Regions from separate parts of the Homo sapiens genome. Here region 1 is linked to region 2. A link is a loop called in an ENCODE intact Hi-C map of the cell type or tissue named here. Cell type or tissue: heart right ventricle. All regions are shown on one strand. Links, peaks and the distances in the headings refer to the core of each region. The heading gives the core; the rest is flanking DNA.

Region 1 (6,228 bases), core at 436-5,435, 130 kb after region 2:
TTTTGGAAAGGTGGAATACTTTCCTCCTCAGCCTTTGCCCCTGTAAGCTGGCCCTAGGAGCCAGTAAAAGAATGAAGAGAATTCCTGTCAAGTAGGAGATTTATTCTTTTGCCGCAACTGTGGCTCTGAGCTAGGCAATTTAGATAAATGCATGTAGCACATTGAGTAGAGTGAAATTAGCTTCTCTTGTAAGGCCAGCTGGTTAGAATGAAGGTGTTGTGTGAGTGTTAGGCCCAGCGAGAGAGAACAGTTTCTCAAGGTAGGAATGGTGAAAAGAAGGGGTGGACGGACAACCAACCAACCATCCTCCTCTGGTATCTACTTTGAGGGTTGAAATAGGGGGCCTGACCCCAGGTGAATGTGGCTGCCTTCCCAGAGCCCCCATTTGCAAGACCCTCCAGACCCCCAGGTGCTTCTGCTTGTGTCTTTTGTGGCACCAGGCAAGAATGTAGCAGCGTCAGCAGCCCCTCTGGTGACTGTGGCATGGTTGACATTCATTTCCCCCCTAATTAATGGCATCCTCATGATTCTCTTTTATATTAATAGTTCTTGAGTTTTTTTGTAAGCTACTTCAAATCCTTTGTTGGTGCAAGATAGAAGATATTTTATGTGTTTGTTTTGCATGTGCACACACATATTTGGCCTGTGAATTGATGTTTGTTTTCCTGTCATTTAACCAAAGCACATGAGATAATTGAGCCATTGCAGAGACCCCGTGGTTAAATCCGGCTTCTCGAGGTACCAAGGACATTTCCTGGGCTTTCTCACAGCCCTACATATTTTTGAACCTAAAATATCGTAGTTTATGCTACCACCCTGTTCAGTATAGTAGCCACTAGCCACATGTGGCTGTTGACCACTTGAAATATGGCTAATGCTCTAAGTATAAAGTACACACTGGAATTTAAGAAGTGTAGAATATCTCAAAACTTTTTTATATTGATTACACATTAAAATGATTATATTCCAGATATATGCAGTTGACTCAAGCAATGCATGGCTGAGAGGCACCGACTCCCTGTGCAGTTGAAAATCCGAGTATAACTTGACTCCCCAAAAACTTAACTACTAATAGCCTACCTATCGGTTGACTGTTGACTGCAGCCTTACCAATAAGATAAACAGTCAATTAACACACATTTTTCATGTTGCGTGTATTATATACTGTATTCTTACAATAAAGTAAGCTAGAGGAAAGAAAATGTTATTAAGAAAATTATAAGGAAAAGAGGCTGGGCATGGTGGCTCGTGCCTGTAATCTCAGAACTTTGGGATGCTAAGGCGGGTGGATCACTTGAGGTCAGGAGTTCAAGACCAGCCTGGCCAACATGGTGAAACCCCATCTCTACTAAAAATACAAAAATTAGCCAGGCGTGGTTGTGGGTGCCTGTAATCCCAGCTACTTGGGAGGCTGAGGCAGGAGAATCACTTCAACCCAGGTGGAGGAGGTTGCAGTGAACTGAGATTGCGCCACTGCACTCCGGCCTGGGTGACAGAGCGAGACTCTGTCTAAAAAAGAAAGGGAAAGAAAGAAAAAAAAGAAAAGAAAAGAAAAGAAAGAAGGAAGGAAGAGAAAGAATTATAAGGAAGAGAAAATATATTTACTATTGATAAAGTGGAAGTGGATCATCATAAAGGTGTTCATCCTCGTCATCTTCATGTTGAGTAGGCTGAGGAGGAGGAGGAGGAGGAAGAGCAGGGGCCACGGCAGGAGAAAAGATGGAGGAAGTAGGAGGCGGCACACTTGGTGTAACTTTTATTTAAAAAAATTTGCATACAAGTGGATCCACAGAGTTCAAACCCATGTTGTTCAGGGGTCAACTGTCTTTGGTTAAATAAAATATATTATTAAAATTAATTTCACCTGTTCCTTTTTACTTTTTCTAATGTGACTACTAGAAAACTTAAAATGACATCTGAGGCTCCATTGTCTTCCCCTTGGGCCAGCACTACCACAGAATGTCTTAGGATTCAGCTCCAGGCCGCCACGCCTGCTTCTTTCAGGGAGCTGGTTCTATGCACATGTTTTATATGAGAGATAATTAAGTTGTCAATTGTGATAACAAAACAGGATTTGACTTTGTACAGAATTCTTTGGTTCCAACCAAGCTCATTTCCTTTGTTTCAGCAAACCTCGGACAGCCAACAATTCAGAGTTTTGAACAGGTGGGAACAAAAGTGAATGTGACCGTAGAAGATGAACGGACTTTAGTCAGAAGGAACAACACTTTCCTAAGCCTCCGGGATGTTTTTGGCAAGGACTTAATTTATACACTTTATTATTGGAAATCTTCAAGTTCAGGAAAGGTGAGCATTTTTTAATTTGTTTTTATGACCTGTTTTAAATTGTGAATACTTGGGTTTTACAACCCATTTCTTCCCCAATTCAAAAATAGCAGAACAGAGTTGTTGAGAAGGTGATGGAGTAGAAGGGGGAGCGCGCACTGTGGGGAGGGGTGGACAACAGGCCTGGTCCTACCTGTGACTCTGCACTACCCTGTGACTCTGGGCAGGGCCCCCTCGGAGACCCAGGTTCCTCAGCCAACCGGCTGGATCAGGTCATCTCTAAAGGTCCCGCCATGCTCACATTTCTCCCTCTATTGAGGATCCCAGGCACAAAATTTGTTTTTGGTTCAATGCATAATACTCCCTTCCTTTTTCTTTTACTGCAGATATCTTCTAAAGGGGCTCAATAGGGTTCAATATGCCTAAATTGGATCTTCTCAGTCTTGGAAAAGGCATTTTTAGCAGTGATCAAGGGAAACTGATTAGCGAAGTCACTTCTAATCCTTCACGTGTCAGCTGTGTTCTTGTAGGCTTTGCTTAGAACCTAGGTTTTTACTTCCACAGTGACTTAATAAAGGGGAAAGAATTGACTCAGAGCCCAGATGAATTAAGAACTCTATCTTTTTACAGAAAACAGCCAAAACAAACACTAATGAGTTTTTGATTGATGTGGATAAAGGAGAAAACTACTGTTTCAGTGTTCAAGCAGTGATTCCCTCCCGAACAGTTAACCGGAAGAGTACAGACAGCCCGGTAGAGTGTATGGGCCAGGAGAAAGGGGAATTCAGAGGTGAGTGGCTCTGCCAGCCATTTGCCTGGGGGTATGGGTGCTGTGGGTGACTTCTGGAGGAGTAGCTCCACCCTCAGGGCTGGGATATACTTCCTTGGTTAAATATTCAGGAAAACAAACTGCCTGGAGGTTTTTTGTTGTTATTTGTTTGTTTTGGTTTTGATTTTGCTTTGGTACAAAAAAGATTTTGGACATTTAGAAATGTTTCTGTGTTGATTGTGCCCTTGTATTAGCAGGTGTTTTCTTGAGCACCTGTCATGTGCTAAGCCCTCTGCTGAGCACTGGATACACAAACTGTGTTTAGGATTTAGCAACAAGTCACAGATTTCCCTGGGCATTTTTTCATGCTTAAATTCTAATTCTGGGGGTGGCTTCTGGACCAGCTGCAGCAGGACACAGTAGACATTCGTGAGTACCCACTGTGGGCTGTTGCCACAGAGGCTGTAGAGTCTAACCCATCAAGGGAAGGGATTGAGTATATCAAATATACCCACATGCATGCATGTGTGTATATGGCGGACACGTGTGTGTACATGCATGTGCATATGTTGGGAGCTCAGGCCCATTGTGCGAGGAACAGTCCCTAACCGGAAGTGCTGTGGGCCTTCAGACTCTTGCAGGAAGCTGCAAGCCTGTGTGTCTCGATCCATGCCTTACAGGGAAAGTATTCTGAGTACTTCCAGTGAAGAAAAGAGTCAGGGGATATAAACGATGGCTTACGCTGGGTGTGGTGGCTCACGCCTGTAGTCCCTGCACTTTGGGAGGCCCAGACAGGCAAATCACTTGAGGTCAGGAGTTTGGGACCAGCCTGGCCAACATGGTAAAAGCCCATCTCTACTCAAAATACAAAAAGTAGCTGGGTGTGGTTGCACGTGTCTGTAGTCCCAGCTACTCAGGAGGTTGAGGCAGGAGAATTGCTTGAACCTGGGAGGCGGAGGCTGAAGTGAGCTGAGATTGGACCACTGTACTCCAGCCTGGGTGACAGAGCGAGATTCCATCTCAAAAAAAAAAAAAAAAGAAACAACGAAAAAAGAAATGATGGCTTAGCTCCATGTGAAGATGATATTTGAACATTTTAAAACACTTTAAATAAACTGTTCTCTCCTGTTTATTGCCACTGACAGGAGAGGTTTCTCTTTACCTCTGGTCCTGCACCCCTCTGAGCCATCCTACCCACAGCCTTCAGTCATTGTCCTAAAGCCTAGCTCTAATTCCACTGCCTCTCCTTTTGTGCACACACACTTCTCTGCTTCCCTGGCCGTTCTCTATCTTGGAGAGGCATTTCAAACGCCACTTCCACCAGAAGGCCTTGCTACTGCACCAACTAGTTACTATCTCTTCTTCACCCAAATCCTGGTAGCACTTTGGATCTCCCACTTTGCACTTAGGGTTCACCTTCCGTTATAATCATTGCCATCAATCTCAGCATCGTTTTTAGGCACTTCTTTCCAGCCATTGTTCTTACCTCCAACTACATATCTTTTCTGGACTGTGCATTATTCAGTTTATTAAATGCCCATTAAATGTGTTTAGCCATTGTCAATTACTCTGAAACGTTCAGGTTTTGACAAATTCTTTCCTAATGTAAGTGTGGTGGAAAGAGTGAAAGAAAGTCAAATTGCACAAAAATAGGATGGTGTAATTTGGGGTTATGCCGTCAATTTTGTCCACTGATAAATGGGATTTGAGCTCTCCAAGTTGACTAGATGCCCTTTATTTTTCAGAAATATTCTACATCATTGGAGCTGTGGTATTTGTGGTCATCATCCTTGTCATCATCCTGGCTATATCTCTACACAAGTGTAGAAAGGCAGGAGTGGGGCAGAGCTGGAAGGAGAACTCCCCACTGAATGTTTCATAAAGGAAGCACTGTTGGAGCTACTGCAAATGCTATATTGCACTGTGACCGAGAACTTTTAAGAGGATAGAATACATGGAAACGCAAATGAGTATTTCGGAGCATGAAGACCCTGGAGTTCAAAAAACTCTTGATATGACCTGTTATTACCATTAGCATTCTGGTTTTGACATCAGCATTAGTCACTTTGAAATGTAACGAATGGTACTACAACCAATTCCAAGTTTTAATTTTTAACACCATGGCACCTTTTGCACATAACATGCTTTAGATTATATATTCCGCACTCAAGGAGTAACCAGGTCGTCCAAGCAAAAACAAATGGGAAAATGTCTTAAAAAATCCTGGGTGGACTTTTGAAAAGCTTTTTTTTTTTTTTTTTTTTTTTTGAGACGGAGTCTTGCTCTGTTGCCCAGGCTGGAGTGCAGTAGCACGATCTCGGCTCACTGCACCCTCCGTCTCTCGGGTTCAAGCAATTGTCTGCCTCAGCCTCCCGAGTAGCTGGGATTACAGGTGCGCACTACCACGCCAAGCTAATTTTTGTATTTTTTAGTAGAGATGGGGTTTCACCATCTTGGCCAGGCTGGTCTTGAATTCCTGACCTCAGGTGATCCACCCACCTTGGCCTCCCAAAGTGCTAGTATTATGGGCGTGAACCACCATGCCCAGCCGAAAAGCTTTTGAGGGGCTGACTTCAATCCATGTAGGAAAGTAAAATGGAAGGAAATTGGGTGCATTTCTAGGACTTTTCTAACATATGTCTATAATATAGTGTTTAGGTTCTTTTTTTTTTCAGGAATACATTTGGAAATTCAAAACAATTGGCAAACTTTGTATTAATGTGTTAAGTGCAGGAGACATTGGTATTCTGGGCACCTTCCTAATATGCTTTACAATCTGCACTTTAACTGACTTAAGTGGCATTAAACATTTGAGAGCTAACTATATTTTTATAAGACTACTATACAAACTACAGAGTTTATGATTTAAGGTACTTAAAGCTTCTATGGTTGACATTGTATATATAATTTTTTAAAAAGGTTTTCTATATGGGGATTTTCTATTTATGTAGGTAATATTGTTCTATTTGTATATATTGAGATAATTTATTTAATATACTTTAAATAAAGGTGACTGGGAATTGTTACTGTTGTACTTATTCTATCTTCCATTTATTATTTATGTACAATTTGGTGTTTGTATTAGCTCTACTACAGTAAATGACTGTAAAATTGTCAGTGGCTTACAACAACGTATCTTTTTCGCTTATAATACATTTTGGTGACTGTAGGCT
Region 2 (6,228 bases), core at 727-5,726:
TGCCAAAGGAAAAAAATTAAGCTGAAAGCTGAGTTATGCAAGAAGCTGACTTTCCTTTTGTTCCTAAGCAGATATCTACAGATAAGAGGTTAAATATCTCCACAGAGTTATTCTATGTTAGCCTTGTCTTATGCAAAGTGCCAATTTACTGAGCACAAAACAAATACATAATTGACTATTCCCCTATCTGTTCCTTTTCTCTTGAATTACCATACCCTCCCTTGGATTACCATACCCTCCCTCTTTCCCCTCCAGCCCACTTTTCCCCTTTAAATATTGAAGCCCTCAAAATCATCTTTGGAGAAAGGCACAGGCCTTTCTCCTCTTTCTGTGACTCTGTCTTTATTTCTTCTGCAAATGTCCTTAACCTTGACAAAATAAATTGATTGAGATCTGTCTCACTTTTTTGTTTACATAAGGATAAAGAAACTGGGACTTGGAGAGGCAAATGGACATTTGCAAAATCTTAAAGCCAGTGAAAGGTAGAGGCTGACTTAAAGTCAGTTCACCCTACTCCAAATCCCAGTGGTTTTCTACTGTTATGCAAATCCCCTCCTCTCACATGGCCCCAGCATTCCATAGTGGCTGCATGTACAAGTGAGACTAGCAGAGGAAAATGCCACAGGACTGAAGGATGCAGAAAGGAACAATGACACTGAGATCTGGGGAGGGGCTCTGTAACTACAGTCTTTGTGTCTTTAGGTCTTAGTTTTCCTTTGGTTCTTGGGAAAGCACCTTTGGAAAAACTCTAATCTGTCTCAGCTGAACAATGGGCAAAGATACTTTGTTCCTGTCTTGTCCTGCCCCTGTTCCTTTTCCTTTAACATCCCATAAAGTCACAAGTGGGAGCAGAGCTGGAAGAACTCAGGGAATGATGGCCCTCACCCTAAGTACACCTTCAAGCCAGGCACTATGCTAGAATTTATAACCTCATTTACTCCTCCTAGCAACATTCTGAGGTATTGTTGATTGGCCTTATTTTCTAGGTAAAGAGGTTAAGAAAAATGAACAACTCAATGATTAAACATATAGCTAGTCTATACTCTCTCTTATCTCTGAACACTTTTCATCTGGAGCTATTAATGCCCTCTAGCCTTTATTATAATTATCACATATAATTATGCCTTTTCTCCTCAAAATTATCTGTTGGAGTCATCTTATAGTAGAGTCTTTACAGAACACAAAGCATTCAATCACTTTATTTCAGACACCAACCTTGTTTTTGATGAACATATGTTAGTCTTAAGCCATCTAAAGTAATGCTAATGTGGGATCTTATGGAAGACTACTGGTAATACAGGAAAAAAAGTGGCAAAGAAATCTGACACGTTTGGCAATTATTCCTGAGGCTCTGACCTCTCAATTGTTGAGTGTTGGAGGTCACAGTAAACAAACCATATAAAGATCATGTTGAAAGTCAACATTATTAATATACCATACTTGAAGGATATGTGGTTATTGTCTCACGTGTCCATGTGAAGAGACCACCAAACAGGCTTTTCTTTTTTAATTTTATTTTATTATTATTATACTTTAAGTTTTAGGGTACATGTGCACAACATGCAGGTTTGTTACATATGTATACATGTGCCATGTTAGTGTGCTGCACCCATTAACTCGTCATTTAGCATTAGGTACATCTCCTAATGCTATCCCTCCCCCCTCCCCCCACCCCACAACAGTCCCCGGTGTGTGATGTTCCCCTTCCTGTGTCCATGTGTTCTTATTGTTCAATTCCCACCTATGAGCGAGAACAAGCGGTGTTTGGGTTTTTGTCCTTGAGATAGTTTGCTGAGAATGATGGTTTCCAGCTTCATCCATGTCCCTACAAAGGACATGAACTCATCAATTTTTGTGGCTGCATAGAAACAGGCTTTGTGTGAGCAAAAATGCTGTTTATTTCACCTGGGTGCAGGCAGGCTGAGTCCGAAAAGAGAGTCAGCAAAGGGTGGTGGGATTATCATCGGTTCTTATAGGTTTTGGGATAGGCGGTGGAGTTAGGAGCAATGTTTTGGGGTCAGGGCGTGGATCTCACAAAGTACATTCTCAAGGGTGGGGAGAATTACAAAGAACCTTCTTAAGGGTGGGGAGAATTGCAAAGAACCTTCTTAAGGGTGGGGAGAATTGCAAAGAACCTTCTTAAGGGTGGGGGAGATTACAAAGTACATTGATCAGTTAGGGTGGGGCAGAAACAAATCACAATGGTGGAATGTCATCAGTTAAGGCTATTTTCACTTCTTTTGTGGATCTTCAGTTGCTTCAGGCCATCTGGATGTATACATGCAGGTCATTGGGGATATGATGACTTAGCTTGGGCTCAGAGGCGTGACAGTTATCTTATGAGATCACAAATAGGGAAAAAACTATCATGGCATGAGGTATAATTTTCAATGACAACATCATATTTAGATTCAAGAAGTGCTGAATCTCAAGCAATCCAGATGAATATGAAGATGCTGTGCTCTGAAAAATGGGCTTGAAGACTGGCCATAGGGAATGTCAAAACACTGATATCAAAAGTGCACTGGAAGAATTTGATTAAAAGTATTGCATTGTGAGTGGGTAAAGGCAGTATTTCTGCATTATAAACATGATGTGATTTTTTTTTTTTTTTTTTTTTTTTTTTTTGGGACGGAGTCTCACTATCTCACCCAGACTGGAGTGCAGTGGCACCGTGTCAACTCACTGCAACCTCCATCTCCTGGGTTCAAGCAATTCTTCTGCCTCAGCCTCCTGAGTAGCTGGGATTACAGGTCCCCACCACCATGTCTGGCTAATTTTTAAAAAAATATTTTTAGTAGAGACGGGGTTTCACCATGTTGGCCAGGCTGGTCTTGACCTCCTGACCTCAGGTGACCTGCCCTCTTTGGCCTCCCAAAGTTCTGGGATTACAGGCGTGAGCCACTGTGCCTGGCTGTGATTTTTAAATATATAATGAAAACTCAACATTTTAATCAAGATTTACAAATTAATGAATAGCATGTGATTTTACCTATAAGTAATTAAAATAACACATTATTATGCACAGACATTTGTCTATTTAATTAACATCCTGATATATTTTAATATCAACAAATATAAAAGTAAAAACCTTTTCTTAAGAGTTCATTTAGCAAATGAGGATGCTGTAATATTTGGAGTCACTCACATGTGGTACTGAGTTTTATATCGACTATTCCACTCTCATGGAAGTGATGACTATGTGTTCACTCACACATAGTTCAGACTAGCATACAGTCTGTCCTCAGTCAACGTGTGTTGAGTGTTGCTGTCATTTCAGAGATAAAGAAATACAGACTCCAATGAGTTAGGAGACTTGGCCAAAGCACACAGCAAATAATGAGTAGAGTTGGTTCTGTGACAGTTTTCTGACCTCCTGGCCAGAGTATAAGCCACTACAACCAGCTAGAGCACAAGGAATCATTTCCTCCTACCCCGCTGGGAGGATAGCCTCATCACAGGGCAAAGACTACAAAGCTTGTAAGCCATGAATGATATCTAGAGATATGTGTTATGTCTGGATCTGGCCACTGCTTAGGACAACTTCGTGCATGTAAGTTTGGCCTTTTGCTAATTTGTTATCAGTTCATGATAGCTGGCAAGCAAAATTGGCAATATTTGATCACTTGGCTTAGTAATACTATTTTCTTTCCATTTCAAATATTATCTCTTTTTGTCTCACATTCTTTTCAACACTTGATAGCAGCAGCTCACGCTGCTGATGCAACACAGGTGAAGAGCACCTTCCCCTCCCCCACCTGTGGGCTGATTCCCACCACGTGGATCCCAAGGCCATCCCAGGAACTCTTTGGAGGGGAGAAGCCCAGTGGAAACTGTCAGGCCTCTGAGCACAAGCCAAGCCATCGCATCCCCTGTGACTTGCACGTATATGCCCAGATGGCCTGAAGTAACTGAAGAATCACAAAAGAAGTGAAAAGGCCCTGCCCCACCTTAACTGATGACATTCCACCATTGTGATTTGTTCCTGCCCCACCTTCACTGAGTGATTAACCCTGTGAATTTCCTTCTCCTGGCTCAGAAGCTCCCCCACTGAGCACCTTGTGACCCCCGCCCCTGCCCACCAGAGAACAACCCCCTTTGACTGTAATTTTCCATTACCTTCCCAAATCCTATAAAACGGCCCCACCCCTATCTCCCTTCGCTGACTCTCTTTTCGGACTCAGCCCGCCTGCACCCAGGTGAAATAAACAGCCATGTTGCTCACACAAAGCCTGTTTGGTGGTCTCTTCACACGGACGCGCATGAAAGAAACTTTTTCAGATGTGTGGTGATGTAAGAAATACTAGGAAAAGGGTTTTGGTAGAACAGGCATAGCAACAAGGTTATTAATGTTGCAAATTGGCATACATTTTAATCAATGACATCAAATTTAGCCACAATTAGAGAAAGTTTTTTTTAATCACAATTTTATTAAGAGGTTGGAGGTATATTCTCACAAGTTAAAGAATGTGGTCTCCAAATATCATTTTAAGAACTGTACTTTAAAGAAATGTTAGCATTCCCTTAATTAAGAAATGCATGGAATATATGTATGATGGGGGGGCGTATGTGGGTGTGTGTGTGGGTGTGTGTGTGTTGTTTAAATCTTTCTCACTCTGGGCGAGGCAAGTTTTCAAAGGCTGGGCTGTCTCTGGGTAGAATCATGCCATAAGTTGCTTTCTGCCTTGCCCCCTCCCCACCATTCAACAAAAGTCCTTGTGGACCTCCCATCAGCTCCCTTCTTCCTTTCCATTCCCTCTCCAGGCCCCATGCCAGCCCTCAGAGTTGTCCACCATAAAACATTCCTCTTGGGGCCTCAGCTGGAAATGGCATGTCTCCTTTGAAGTGATTAGGTCCCAGAATGTTAGGATCAGAAAAGACTTGAGGTTGGGCATGGTGGCTCATGCCTGTAATCCCAGCACTTTGGGAGGCCAGAGGGGGTGGATCACCTGAGGTCAGGAGTTCAAGACCAGCCTGGTCAGCCTGGTGAAGCCCCATCTCTACTAAAAATACAAAAATTAGCCGGGCCTGGTGGCGGGCATCGGTAATCCCAGCTACTTGGGAGGCTGAAGCAGGACAATCGCTTGAACGGGGAGGCGGAGTTTGCAGTGAGCTGAGATTGTGCCATTGCACTCCAGCCTAGGTGACAGAGCGAGACTCCATCTCCAAAAAAAAAAAAAGACTTGTGTAGATCCCACGAGCAAACACTTCTCGTGTTCAAAGTAAAGGGCTCAAGGACCAAAGACCTCGATCTTCTGGGGTGACATGTCAGGGCAGACTCTGAGAATCATGTCTGGGGGTCTCTAATGCTTTCCTAGGGCCCAGAAGAGCAACCCATGTGGACAACGCTGATAAAAGGAATCGGTCCTTGAGGTCCCGGCACCATCCTACTCTTTGCCTTGTCTCTTTCCTCCAGACTGGCCCTAAGTGCCTCTTCCAATCCACCCCTCTGAATGGGGCAGGGTGGGCCTACTCACTGAAACGTGGCTGTGCCAGAAGAGTTTTCCAGATTCAGACTGATGCAGGGGTGGGTGAATACTCTGACTTGCAGAAGATTGCCTGGGCTTGAGTCCTGATTGTCAAGAACAAATCCACATTATCATGAACACTTATTGGACCGGGCATGGTGGCTCACACCTGTAATCCCAGCACTTTGGGAGGCTAAGACAGGAGGATTGCTTGAGGTTAGTAGTTTGAAACCAGCCTGGGCAACACAGGGAGAACAAGTCTCTGCAAAAAATAAAATTAGCTGGGTGTGGTGGTTCATGCCTTTAGTCCAGGCCACTCAGGAGGCTGAGGCAGGAGGATTGCTTAAGCCCAGGAGTTTGAGGCTGCAGAGAGCTTTGATTGTGCCACTGCACTCCAGCCTGGGCAACAGGCAAGACCTTGTCTATTAAAAAATTATTTTTTTAAAAGGACATCTATTACAACCCCTTTAATTGTCAACCTGTGAGTTACTGGAAACTTACTATTTTAGGGAGACAAAAGGCTAAAAAGACAGTTGTTAATTCTCAGCACAATTCAGAATTTTTTGGTAGACATATCATTCTTTTCTTCCCTGATCCATACACATGTATCATTCACAACCTGAACCCTTCAATGGAGTCTCCTTGTTCCTAAGATAAATTCCAGCCCTATAAAGGCCCTCAAGATGGAGCCTTGCTGACCATTCTGGCCTCATTTTGTACCACTGACCCCTCTTTCTGTGTGCCTCAGCCCTCTTGTCTT

The links. Peaks named below come from ENCODE experiments on the same cell type or tissue, not always from the same donor. Only the 100,000 strongest peaks of a DNase experiment are listed, where the experiment ranks them.
Region 1: a loop joins it to region 2, with 2.6 times the contacts of the local background. A loop is called at or near these places in 25 of 110 quality-filtered maps.

What each region holds. Positions count from the first base shown.
Region 1 is chr1:94,529,169-94,535,396 of GRCh38, reverse strand. It overlaps F3 (coagulation factor III, tissue factor), which reads left to right. Exons shown (of 6, transcript NM_001993.5): 4 at 2,129-2,307; 5 at 2,917-3,076; 6 at 4,801-6,224. The coding sequence ends at 4,937. Among named protein-coding and RNA genes, the nearest start is that of F3, 9.5 kb to the left of the region's middle. In heart right ventricle, for the core only: a CTCF peak has its summit at 3,171; no DNase peak of the experiment used is centred there; H3K27ac peaks cover 1,129 bases.
Region 2 is chr1:94,655,531-94,661,758 of GRCh38, reverse strand. All of the region lies in intron 3 of SLC44A3-AS1 (SLC44A3 antisense RNA 1), which reads left to right. Among named protein-coding and RNA genes, the nearest start is that of MIR378G, 87 kb to the left of the region's middle. RefSeq lists enhancers at 1-456, 1,934-2,452. In heart right ventricle, for the core only: no CTCF peak of the experiment used is centred there; DNase peaks (open chromatin) are centred at 3,428 and 3,768; H3K27ac peaks cover 1,356 bases.